Linked DNA regions of Mus musculus: all the other regions are linked to region 4. Evidence: chromatin loops called from intact Hi-C (ENCODE). Cell type or tissue: heart. All regions are shown on one strand. Region 1 has its middle 2.2 kb from the start of Mfsd6l. Region 2 overlaps Pik3r6 (phosphoinositide-3-kinase regulatory subunit 5). Region 3 overlaps Pik3r5 (phosphoinositide-3-kinase regulatory subunit 5). Region 4 holds the start of Pik3r5 (phosphoinositide-3-kinase regulatory subunit 5).

What was found. Peaks named below come from ENCODE experiments on the same cell type or tissue, not always from the same donor. Only the 100,000 strongest peaks of a DNase experiment are listed, where the experiment ranks them.
Region 1: it touches region 4 in a loop (2.4-fold over the local background); 9 of 42 quality-filtered maps call a loop at or near these places.
Region 2: a loop joins it to region 4, with 2.3 times the contacts of the local background. A loop is called at or near these places in 9 of 42 quality-filtered maps.
Region 3: a loop joins it to region 4, with 5 times the contacts of the local background. A loop is called at or near these places in 18 of 42 quality-filtered maps.

Annotation. Positions count from the first base shown.
Region 1 is chr11:68,552,712-68,555,211 of GRCm38, forward strand. No RefSeq gene overlaps it. Among named protein-coding and RNA genes, the nearest start is that of Mfsd6l, 2.2 kb to the right of the region's middle. In heart, a CTCF peak has its summit at 1,391 (motif pointing left); a DNase peak (open chromatin) is centred at 1,630.
Region 2 is chr11:68,543,186-68,545,685 of GRCm38, forward strand. Pik3r6 (phosphoinositide-3-kinase regulatory subunit 5) reads left to right here. Exons shown (of 20, transcript NM_001081566.2): 15 at 413-500; 16 at 792-862; 17 at 1,535-1,625. Among named protein-coding and RNA genes, the nearest start is that of Mfsd6l, 12 kb to the right of the region's middle. In heart, a CTCF peak has its summit at 1,560; a DNase peak (open chromatin) is centred at 1,586; H3K4me3 peaks cover 440 bases; H3K27ac peaks cover 757 bases; H3K27me3 peaks cover 777 bases.
Region 3 is chr11:68,479,309-68,481,808 of GRCm38, forward strand. All of the region lies in intron 5 of Pik3r5 (phosphoinositide-3-kinase regulatory subunit 5), which reads left to right. Among named protein-coding and RNA genes, the nearest start is that of Pik3r6, 22 kb to the right of the region's middle. In heart, a CTCF peak has its summit at 1,558 (motif pointing left); no DNase peak of the experiment used is centred here.
Region 4 is chr11:68,430,755-68,433,254 of GRCm38, forward strand. Pik3r5 (phosphoinositide-3-kinase regulatory subunit 5) reads left to right here and starts at 1,371. Exons shown (of 19, transcript NM_177320.2): 1 at 1,371-1,508. It overlaps Gm32046 (a long non-coding RNA gene), which reads right to left and starts at 1,331. Exons shown (of 2, transcript XR_388771.3): 1 at 1,157-1,331; 2 at 1-924. In heart, CTCF peaks have their summits at 1,281 (motif pointing right) and 1,505; a DNase peak (open chromatin) is centred at 1,327; H3K4me3 peaks cover 1,344 bases; H3K27ac peaks cover 715 bases; H3K27me3 peaks cover 2,194 bases.

The sequences.
Region 1 (2,500 bases), 120 kb after region 4:
TGTGTGTGTGTGTGTGTGTGTGTGTGTGTGTGTGTGTGTCTGTGTGTGTGTGTGACACATTATATATATGTAGGTCAGAAGACAATTTGTGGAAATTTATTGTTTCCTTCCACAGTGTGGGTCCTGGAAACAAAACTCAGGTTGTCAAACTTGGCAGCAAACACCTTTACCCACTGATCCATGACCACAGCGCTGCACAGGAAGTCAGAAGACAGAACTTGATCTAACCAAATGAATTCTCTTAGGCTGGATAACAGTCTTGTGCCACATTCACTGCTGTGGTCCGTTCCCCTACTCTTTCCTCTCCCCTTTTTTTTCTTAAGGACTCTCTCAAGCAGAGGCAGGAATGCAGGGAGCCTTCAGGAAAGCCAGAGCTTAGAGAATAAGAAAAATTGGCGTTTCAAGTAAAAAAGAAAAGTTGTACATTGTCTTAATTAGAGTCTTACTGCTGTGAACAGACACCATGACCAAGGCAACTCTTATAAAGACAACATTTAATTGGGGCTGGCTGACAGGTTCAGAGGTTCAGTCCAGTATCATCAAGGTGGGAGCATAGTAATGTCTAGGCAGGGATGGAGCAGGAAGAGCTGAGAGTTCTACATCTTCATCTGAAGGCTGCTAGGAGAAGACTGGCTTCCAGGTAGCTAGGATGAGGGTCTCAAAGCCCATGCCCACAGTGACACACTTCCTCCAACAAGGACACACCTCCAAATAGTGTCAGTCCCTGCGCCAAGCATATACAAACCATCACACAAAGCCATAGTAGTGTTCTTGGCCCTACGATCCATGGCCTCATATAGCATGGGGGAGAAATAGAAAAAGTCCAAGGGAGTTAGACTTGAGCTCCTTCCTGTCAACTAGATGGAGTCCCTGGGCTGGTGGGATCCTTTGAAGCCGGGAATCCATATTAGTTACTTTACTGTCGCTGGGCTAAAACGTCATGACCAAAGAGCAACTATAGAAAGAGTTTGTTTTGGCTCAGGGGTTCCAGAGGGATGAGAGTCCACTGTGGCAGGAAGGATGGCAGCAAGCAGCGGGCGGGCATGGCGGCAGGAAGCCGAGAGCTCACATTGTCCAGCACAAGCATGAAGCAGTGAGAGCAAACAGAGAGGCAGCTTTAAACTCTCAAAGCCCTTGCCAGACGCATACGCCTTTAATCTCAGCACCCCAGCGGCAGAGGAAGGTGGATCTCTGCGAGTTCCAGGGCAGCCTGGTCTACAAGAGGGAGTTTCAGGACAGCCAGAGCTACACAGAGAAACCCTGACTCAAAAACCCCAAAACCCCAAAAGAAAAAAAAAAAACTCTCAAAACCTGATCCTAGTGTCATACTTCTTCCAGTAAAACCTGCTAACTGTCCCACCACTACCACCAAACAGCGCCACCAACTGGGGGCCAGGCATTAAAATATTCGAGTGTACGGCGACCATTCTCATTCAAGTCAATATAGAATGGGGGGTGAGTGTCAGTAAAGTAACTAATATGGCATTTTATCTCTGACCTCATTATTCCAGGAACAAGGGAAAGTCCCATGACCCATTCTTAAAGCCAAGGATGATGTGAGTAGGGCTCAGGGTTGCTTTAGTATACACACCCAAAGGCAGTCCAGGCTGACAGAAAGTCTCTGCTCGCCCATGGGCGTGGAAAGCAGGAAATGTTTTCTCCGGTAGCCAGAAGCAGTCAAGCCCAAAGAGTCTCAAAGAGCCAAGAAAGCAGCTGCGGGAAAGAGCAAGTGGGGGGAAGGCTGCTGAAAGAGGCAAAGGCAGGGGCACTGTGGTGGGGGGGGGGGGGGCGGCGCAGGCGGGCTGGCAGGTGGGAGGGCAGGCAGTCTTTAGTGGTTTGAAACTGGTAACAATCATGGCCTCACTGAGTCTGACCTGGGATTTTCTGTTTTTCTGAACTGAGGTGATGTGAACTGCTTCAGACCAGTTTGAACGTTCACAATCACACAAGCATTAGGTTTTTGTTTTGGTGTGTGTGTGTGTGTGTGTGTGTGTGTTTAGGTTTGTGGTTGATATCTTTGAGACAAGATCTCATATAACAAAGGCTGGTCTTGAACTCCTGATTCTCCTGCTTCTACCTCCAGATGTGGGATTAAGCCTCCACACCCATTAATCACTTGCATGTTTGTTTTCTTTTTGCTCAGTTTTGTAAACAAGGTCTCACCTCAAAAAAGCTAGCTGAGGCTGATGATGAACTCCTGATCCCCCTGCCTCCATCCCTCAAGTGTTAGACTCAGGCATGCGTCACCATACCCAGCTAGCAACTCTTAGTTTTTAAATTTTAATTTAATAACGTTTTAATCCTTAGGTTCTAAGTATCAGTGAGAGTCTGTCAGCCATATGGTAAGAGAAAGTGCGGAGGACCTTAGCTGTCTACCCGTCTCCTGAGAAATTACCATTTCAAATTTAGCTACACATACATATTGGCTGGCAAACACCCCCCACTCTCCAATCCACGGCCAAATTAGGTGCATTGAGCAAGCCTTGAATGAAAAATGAAT
Region 2 (2,500 bases), 110 kb after region 4:
TCTTATTAAAAATACAATGTGTTGTTACAAACCGTGGTCACTGTACTGTGCAGTTGCTCCCTTGACCTTGCTCCTCCTATAGAGCTGGAATTTTGTATCTTTTACTAGTATCTGGCAGATAGGTTTGATCAGAATGAATGCCTCCTGATTCTTCCTCTCCATTCTTTTGTTTTGGGAAGGACTCAGATGTAAGCCACAGGAACTTTTCAAATCAGCTTAGGACCGGAGGCATTATTAGCTTACCTTGCTGGAAAGGTCCGGACTGGTGTGGCTGTCACTGTGCAGCTCAGAACCTAGCATGGGCAGGTGGGTGGGTGGAGCCCCTCAGGCTGTAGGGACAGAAGCTCTCTCTAAACTCCCTCCTTTCCCCTTTCTTTCTGTCCCTCCCTCCCTTCTCCCTTCTTCTCTCTAGATCTTCACCAGCTTGAGTCACGACCCTACAGAGGACATTTTCCTCACAGAGCTGAAGGTGAAGATCCAAGACTCCAAGTCCCCCAAAGGTGAGCTTCTGCTCCCCGTTTCCCAGAGCTCACCCTGGTTCAGCTGCCCCTTACCCTCACTCTCTGGTCTCTCACCAGATGTCAGCCCCATGGTCACCTTACTGTGTCATGGGACCCTGCTGAATGCCAGGGCCACACTTACCTCTGTCTCAGGGCACTCCCAGACTGAAAGGCCATCTTCTCAGATGTTGCCTCTCCATCCAGGAACAGCTGCCCTGTCTATCCAGCAGCTATGCCTGGGAGACATGGGGAAGGGGCTCTCACTTTCTACCCCCTCTTGTCTTCCCTCAGAGGGCTCTTCACCTCGAAGGAGAGGGGCAGCTGAGGGCACAGGAGCTGAGCTGTCCATGTGCTACCAGAAGGTCAGTGTCACTGGCATAACCAACAAAAACTTAGGAGGCACAGTGAATGAAAACCAGCCTTTGGGGTGGGGGTGGGGGTTGTAGACAGAGCCAAAGGGATCCCCCAGCCTTTCTTGAAGATACCACCAGACTCTTTCAGCCTCCAGAGCAATCTGCAACGATGGTGTAGGGACGAGGTTGACCTTACATGTAGACAAGGAGGCAGTGTGCTCTAAGAAATTAGAGGTTGGGTGAGCACACTGGTGCATGTCTTTAAGCCTAGCATTTGGAAAGCAGAGGCAGGTGGATCTCTGTGAGCCTGAGGCCAGCTAAGACTATATAGTGAGACCTCAGCTTAGAAAAGAAAAGAAAAGAAAAGAAAAGAAAAAAGAAAGAAAGAAAGAAGAAAGAAAGAAAGAAAGAAAGAAAGAAAGAAAGAAAGAAAGAAAGAAAGAAGGAAAGCAAGCTAGTTTCTTGCTCAGAACCTTCTTCCTTGTGAACTACCTATCTAGGCGTCTGATTGGCTCCTTGGGGATTAAGAATGGCTAAGCCTCTGCCCATATGCCCCTTATTGGTATCAGTACCCAAGGAGAACCTCAGGGTAGGGTGGAAGCCTGGGAGAAGCGAGACATGAAGATGCAGGGGAAAGGAAAGCCCTCGGGACTCCCTCTTCTGCTCAATTCCCATCCCCAGGCCCTGCTCAGCCACAGACCACGAGAGGTCACTGTTTCTCTGCGGGCCACCGGGCTGGTCCTGAAGGCCATTCCAGCTGGTGACACTGAAGGTGAGGAGCTGGGAATGCAGAGTGAGGAAATGGGAGGGATGAGGAGAAAATCAGGGAGGAGGAAAAAGGGTAAGAAATAGGGAAGCCAAGGTTGAGAGGCGGCAGCTGGGCGGGGCCTCGGCAGGGGTCAGAGGGTGGTTGGCTGAAACCAGGCAGCCTTGAGTAAAGCAGGACCCCAGCCCCCAGGTGGTCCACTGGCTGACAAGCTAGCTATCCCAGCCTTGAGGCTGGCTCCCAAAGCTGGAAGGTAGAAGGACCTGGGAGCAGAAGCGCCCCCTCTCTGAATTAGGCCTGCAGAGCTGGCAGCCTTCCCCTGGGAAATGTTGGATTTACATATTATTCCAAAATAAAAATAAATGAACGAATGAAATGGAGTGACTGGGGGACAGCGGAGAGGAGCATCGAGTGAACATGCTTGGTTCAGAGCCTGTTCTGAGTCTCCTGCGGAGGTGACCTTGAAGTTATTTTCTTTGCTTCTGTTTCCCCTCAGGAAGGAGTTAGGAATACTGATAATATCTGTCTCAGAGAGTTCACATGCTCAGGGGAAAAAAATGTCCCGCACCTAACAGAGTGCTGCTAAATTAAGCCCCTGAAAAATGTGTTTGGCTCTGGTAGTCTGTGTCACCACGTTTTGTCCTTCCAGGGACCCAGGAGCTCTTTGTGAAAGCTAATATTGATGGCGTGCTATGTCTATATAAGCTGATTTTTCCCCCTGTGTCATTCATTGCTCACATTATTTGTGGCCTTCCTCCTTAGACCAGGCTGGTCTCGAACTTGGCATCCCCTTGCTTCCAGCATCGGTGTTCTTACAGAGACAACTGGCATAAAAGGGAAGAAACTCAAGAAATAATACTTTCATAAAAGGTCACTTCCAG
Region 3 (2,500 bases), 49 kb after region 4:
GGAGGCACAGAAGGAGGGGGGAATACAACAGAGATAAAAACCTAAAAAAAAAAATCTAAAATAAGAAATGTGAGTAACCCACACAGAGATGTCAGCATTAACTAAAGGACTGTTAATTGAAGAAAGACATTGTGGAACTGAACCAGTATCATAATAACATCAGGTATTATGGAAATAATGTGTCCCAATCAAAGTACCAAGGTCATTTAAACTGGAACAACTATAGCCTACTTGAAATTATAAACAGACTACAGAAGCATTTGATTTATTCATTTGCTATGTGTTTATTTATATGCTCTTAGAAGAGACTAAGAAGGAGGTATTTGCATCACTAGGTCTTTCATAATGCTAAAGTTATTAAAATAGCACCTATTAGTGTAGAAATAGATCGGTAGAGCCAAAGGCAATATCTAGAAACAGATTAAATACACAAAAGCTATGCCATGGTAAAGAGGCACCCTCAAACCAGCAACAAAAAAGCTCAGTCACTTAATAAGTACCATCAGGATAGCTGGCAGATCACTTTAGAAATGAGTTAAAATTCTAATCCTGCAGAGCACTGGCAGTTCACACCTTTGACCTCTGCATTCTAGAGGCAGAAGCAGGTGGACTTCTGTGAGTTTGAGGCCGGCCTGGTCTATAATAATGAGTTCCAGGCCAGCCAGGACTACATAGAGAGACTGTGTCTCAATTTAAAAAAAATTAAACGAAGTTCCATCTTAAACATAAAATAACTTGCAGATAAGTAAAAGATTTAAGCATCGAAAACAAGAGAATAAAAATAGTGGAAGAAAAAAATAGGAGATGTGAACCTGGTCTGCAAAAAAAGTGGAGTGGCCAAGGCCATTCCTAAGATAAAGCTACAGAGAGCTATGAGGATCGGGAAGTGTAGAACTGAACACCCAAACATGGAACACAAATGACAAATGTGTGTGTGTGTGTGTGTGTGTGTGTGTGAAATTATTTCAGACCTATGGAAGGTTCTTTTGAGTCAGTTTTAAAAATTGTCAGACACACCAGTGAAAATATAAATATTTTTATATTGACTTTATATATCAATTATATATTGAATAAATATGATTCACATGCTTCAGAAAGGACCCAGAGAATAATGGTCTCTAGGACCGAAGCAGATGCAGAATTGGAAGGAGCTATTGCCTTCCTTTTCAAAGTAGCTGACTTTTAAAAAGACTGAAAATACCAGTATTGATGGGAAAATGATGAGGGCTGGCTCCAGCATCACCCTTTTACACCACTATTCCATTCCTGAAACTCAATCCGGAAGACTAACCACAGCTGTGCAAAGATTTAGCAGAGAGAAAATGTCCATCAATTGTACCCTTCCTAGGCGTTAACCAATGCAGAACCCTGATTAATGACCATAGCAGTCATTTGGTACGGGTGCTCTTCAGTTTTCTAAAATGGAGGCTGGCGAAATGGCTCAGCAATTAAGAGCAAACACTGCTCTCACAAAGGATCCAAATTTAGTTCCCAGCACCCACATGGGACAGTGCACAGCCATCTTAACTCCAATTCCATGGAATCTGTCACCCTCTTCTGGCCACCTGGAGCACCTGCATGCATATACGCACTTTCCCACATACCATATACGCACATCATAAAAATAAATAAATAAAATCTCTCAAAATGGTATTTAAAAAGCAGCACTTAGATTATTAGATGTTGATTAGCTAATTGACTGAAACCCCCATACATGATACATTGTAATCCTTTTGCTTTCCCATTGTAACGTTTACTTACTCTATGTTGTGTTTAGCATCCGGGGCATTTAGCTGTTGTCATGTAAACACAAGCTGACTGAAGCATTACATTCTATACCCCAACTCAGGAGCCCTCAAAAGTTCAGGACTGGATTTTCACTTGTGAATTCTTTTGCAAGGGTTTACACCTCACATCTCCAGCCGATCCGCTGATCTGTCTGCTCATCTTAAATGAGCAGTCAGTGTAAGGTCAGTCTCTTTCATGGACCTGCCTTGACTTGTGGCTGTTGACCCGGGTTCCCTTTCCGGGAGACAAAGCTTTTCTTTCCTTTTGCAATTTCGAGGAAAAGGATTTAAACTCCGGACGCCTTGACGGTGCCTCTGCGCACACAGAACTGAGTGGCTCCTTGATTTGAAGCAGTCCAGGGAGATCGCTGTACAGGGGAGGGGCATCACCTAAGGAGAGAGACTGCTTCCTACTTTCAAGCAGAACCATGTGGCTAGCCTTAGCTGGGTGCACGCAATGCTTTGAGATGATGCTTTTGTGGGTTGTTGGTCAGAAGCGCTGTTCTCAGCAGCCCAGCAAACAGGTGTGGAGAGGCAGGAACTTGGGATGATGGCATGCTAAACTTGGGAGTGACGAGCCAGACAGAGCAGCCACTGATGGTGGAAATGAAGGACGGGCCCTTCATCAAAGGAGGGAGGGCCCAGCGGTGGCTACTCACTGCTGAGGGTCCTTGGTATGAGACTATGAGAGGTGTCAGATACACACACTAAGG
Region 4 (2,500 bases):
GTGGCACCACCGAGTGACAGAGGCACCCATGGGTCTTTCCAGCTGCACTGGGGACACTGCTTCTAGTGGCTGTCACTTTAATTTCTGTCCAGAAGATGCCAGGTGCTCTTGAGGTCTGGTGGTTGGCCCTGCAGGGACAACAACACACCCCAGTGTTGAAGGGAGGAAAATTTCAAACTCAACATCTGCGCCACAGCTGCTAGTAAGAAAGAGGGTGTGCCATTGGAGGGCAGCATCGCTGGGTTTCTGAGGTCCTGAGCTTCCCGGGGTTTTAGCTTTATTCTGCCTTCAGTTTTGGGAATAGCAAGAATGCAGAAGAAGTCAAACATTCCACAACTTCTCTAGCACATTCCTGGACTGTGAAATGCGCTCTTCTCTATCTTCTCCTTCAGGCACCTACTGCCAATCTTGTCTGCTTCTTTACAGTGAAGCCTGCTTCCTCCATCCCTCTCCTCCAAATGTCAACATGTTTGTGAATAAAGTAGAGACTGGGGAGAGAGTTGTATGGACCACATTGCCCACGGCCGGGCTCCTCACCTGTAAACAGGTAGTTGGGATGGAGATCACTGTGGCTAGACCTATGGTGGGCATTGAGCCCCTTCCCACCTAGTTCCAACTTCTGCGCCCGCCCAAAGGGTACTTTCTGTTTCTGTCTATTTAGGGAAGTTGCTTTTTCTTGGTATTTAGGGAGTCAGGAAAAGAAAAACCATTGGGTTTTTACATTAGCTTTCAGGTAGGGTTGTGGCTTTTGAGCAACAATAACGTATGACCTTGTGGTCGGTTCTAGATCTACTACTGGGAAGGTGGAACCCAGCTGAAGTGATGAGAGATTCTGGTACCGTGTAGAGGTGGTGGGTTGTGAGATCAGAGGTTGCAGAAGCAGTGCTGGAAGTTTGGATTGGTTGGAAGTTTCTAGGAAGATTCCTGTAGACGGAATAGAGGAATCAGGGTGCTTACTCCTCAGCACATCAGGGGTGCAGGCCTTTTAAGGGTTAAGAGCACCCGAAAAATAGAAGTAGTAGGAGGAAGTGGGGCGCTGGGTCGCATTGCGAGAAGGAAGCAGCTCATCGGAGCTTCCTCTTTCTCCTCCTTCCCCGAAGCCCCCACCCACCCCTCCTGCACAGACAAAACGCTCTTCCGCCCCACGGAACCTCACCTTACTTTTGGGGAGCTGTGTTACTCAGTACTGGTACACAAGCCGAAGCGGATGGGGTCCTAGCGCAGGGCAACTGCTTTGAGTCCTAAACTCTAGGGCTGGATGTACCGGCTTGACACAATCGAGCCACCAGAGGGCGAGAGAGCCCGGCTGGGCGGCTAGCCCTGGTCATACCCCGCCCCCAAAGCCCCGCCCCAAAGGCCCCGCCTCCCCTAGGGTTGTAGAGACCCGGCAGATGCTGGGACTTGCTGCCCGGTTCCAGCCGCTGAGCGGTGGTCGGGGGCCTCACCCCAACTGCTGAGAGTCGCCGCAGGAGAGGGGCTCGGCGCCCGGCGCCCAGCGGGGACTGCAGGTGTGTAGCTGGACAGCCAGGGGGTGCTGAGGACGCGTATAAGAGCTCGAAGCACAGCCAGAGCAGGTTGGGACCATTCTGGAGTAGTGTGCTCCAACTGCAGCCGGTAGGCTGGACAGTTGGCGACCTTCTAGTTCTATAGTTAAGGTCCACCTAGGGGACCGGGGCCCACAAACCCATGGGACAAACCCAGAGGCAGAAGGGGCGTCCCAGGACTGTTCATCAAGATTGAAGTAGCTATGCGGCCAAGTGTGTGTGTGTGTGTGTGCAGCCTCCTGCTGGGTTACAAGCCACCGTGTGCTCTGGAGTGAAGGAACCTGCCTGTCTCTGGCTCTGAACTCTCTGGAGGAACGTGGACAACAGGAGTTGTTTGGCATCAGGACCGGGGCGTTATCCTCCACCGAGCCTCAGGCTGCCCAAAGTTAGTGACTCTCAGACGCGGCTGCGGGCTGGGAATTGCGCGCCCAGCACAGTGTTTACACGCCGGAGACACGCGAGTATGAGTGTGTGAATGTATACACGTGTGTGCATGGTAGGACTGGCATGATGGCCCATCCTAGGGTGGTAGTAGTAAATATGCAAGAAGTTCAGGACAGTAGGAGGAAGGAGGCTGTTCAGAGGGAAAAGGAAGGCGAGATGAAAGCAGCAGGATGTGGTATGAAGTGAGTTAAGCCTCCTGTCGAGAGGAGGGGTGGCTTTTGGCAACAGGAGGTCTAAAAGCAGGCCAACTCACCTGAAGGCCTTTTCTGAATGGCGGTCCACTTTGCTTTCCTTGCCTGGTAAGGCCCGGTTCCCAGAGCAGAGCTATGCTCCTGTAATGCCTGTCGAGTCTTTGGAACCCAGTTGTACAGTACAGCTTTCCAAGGTGAAACACATTTTAAATAGGGTTCTTAAGCCTTGATGGGGGAGTTTGCTTGGTAAGGTGTAAGACGGAATAGAGACCTGAAGTCCAGCCAGGTTCTGGCATATGACATCTCCTTATTTGTAAAACT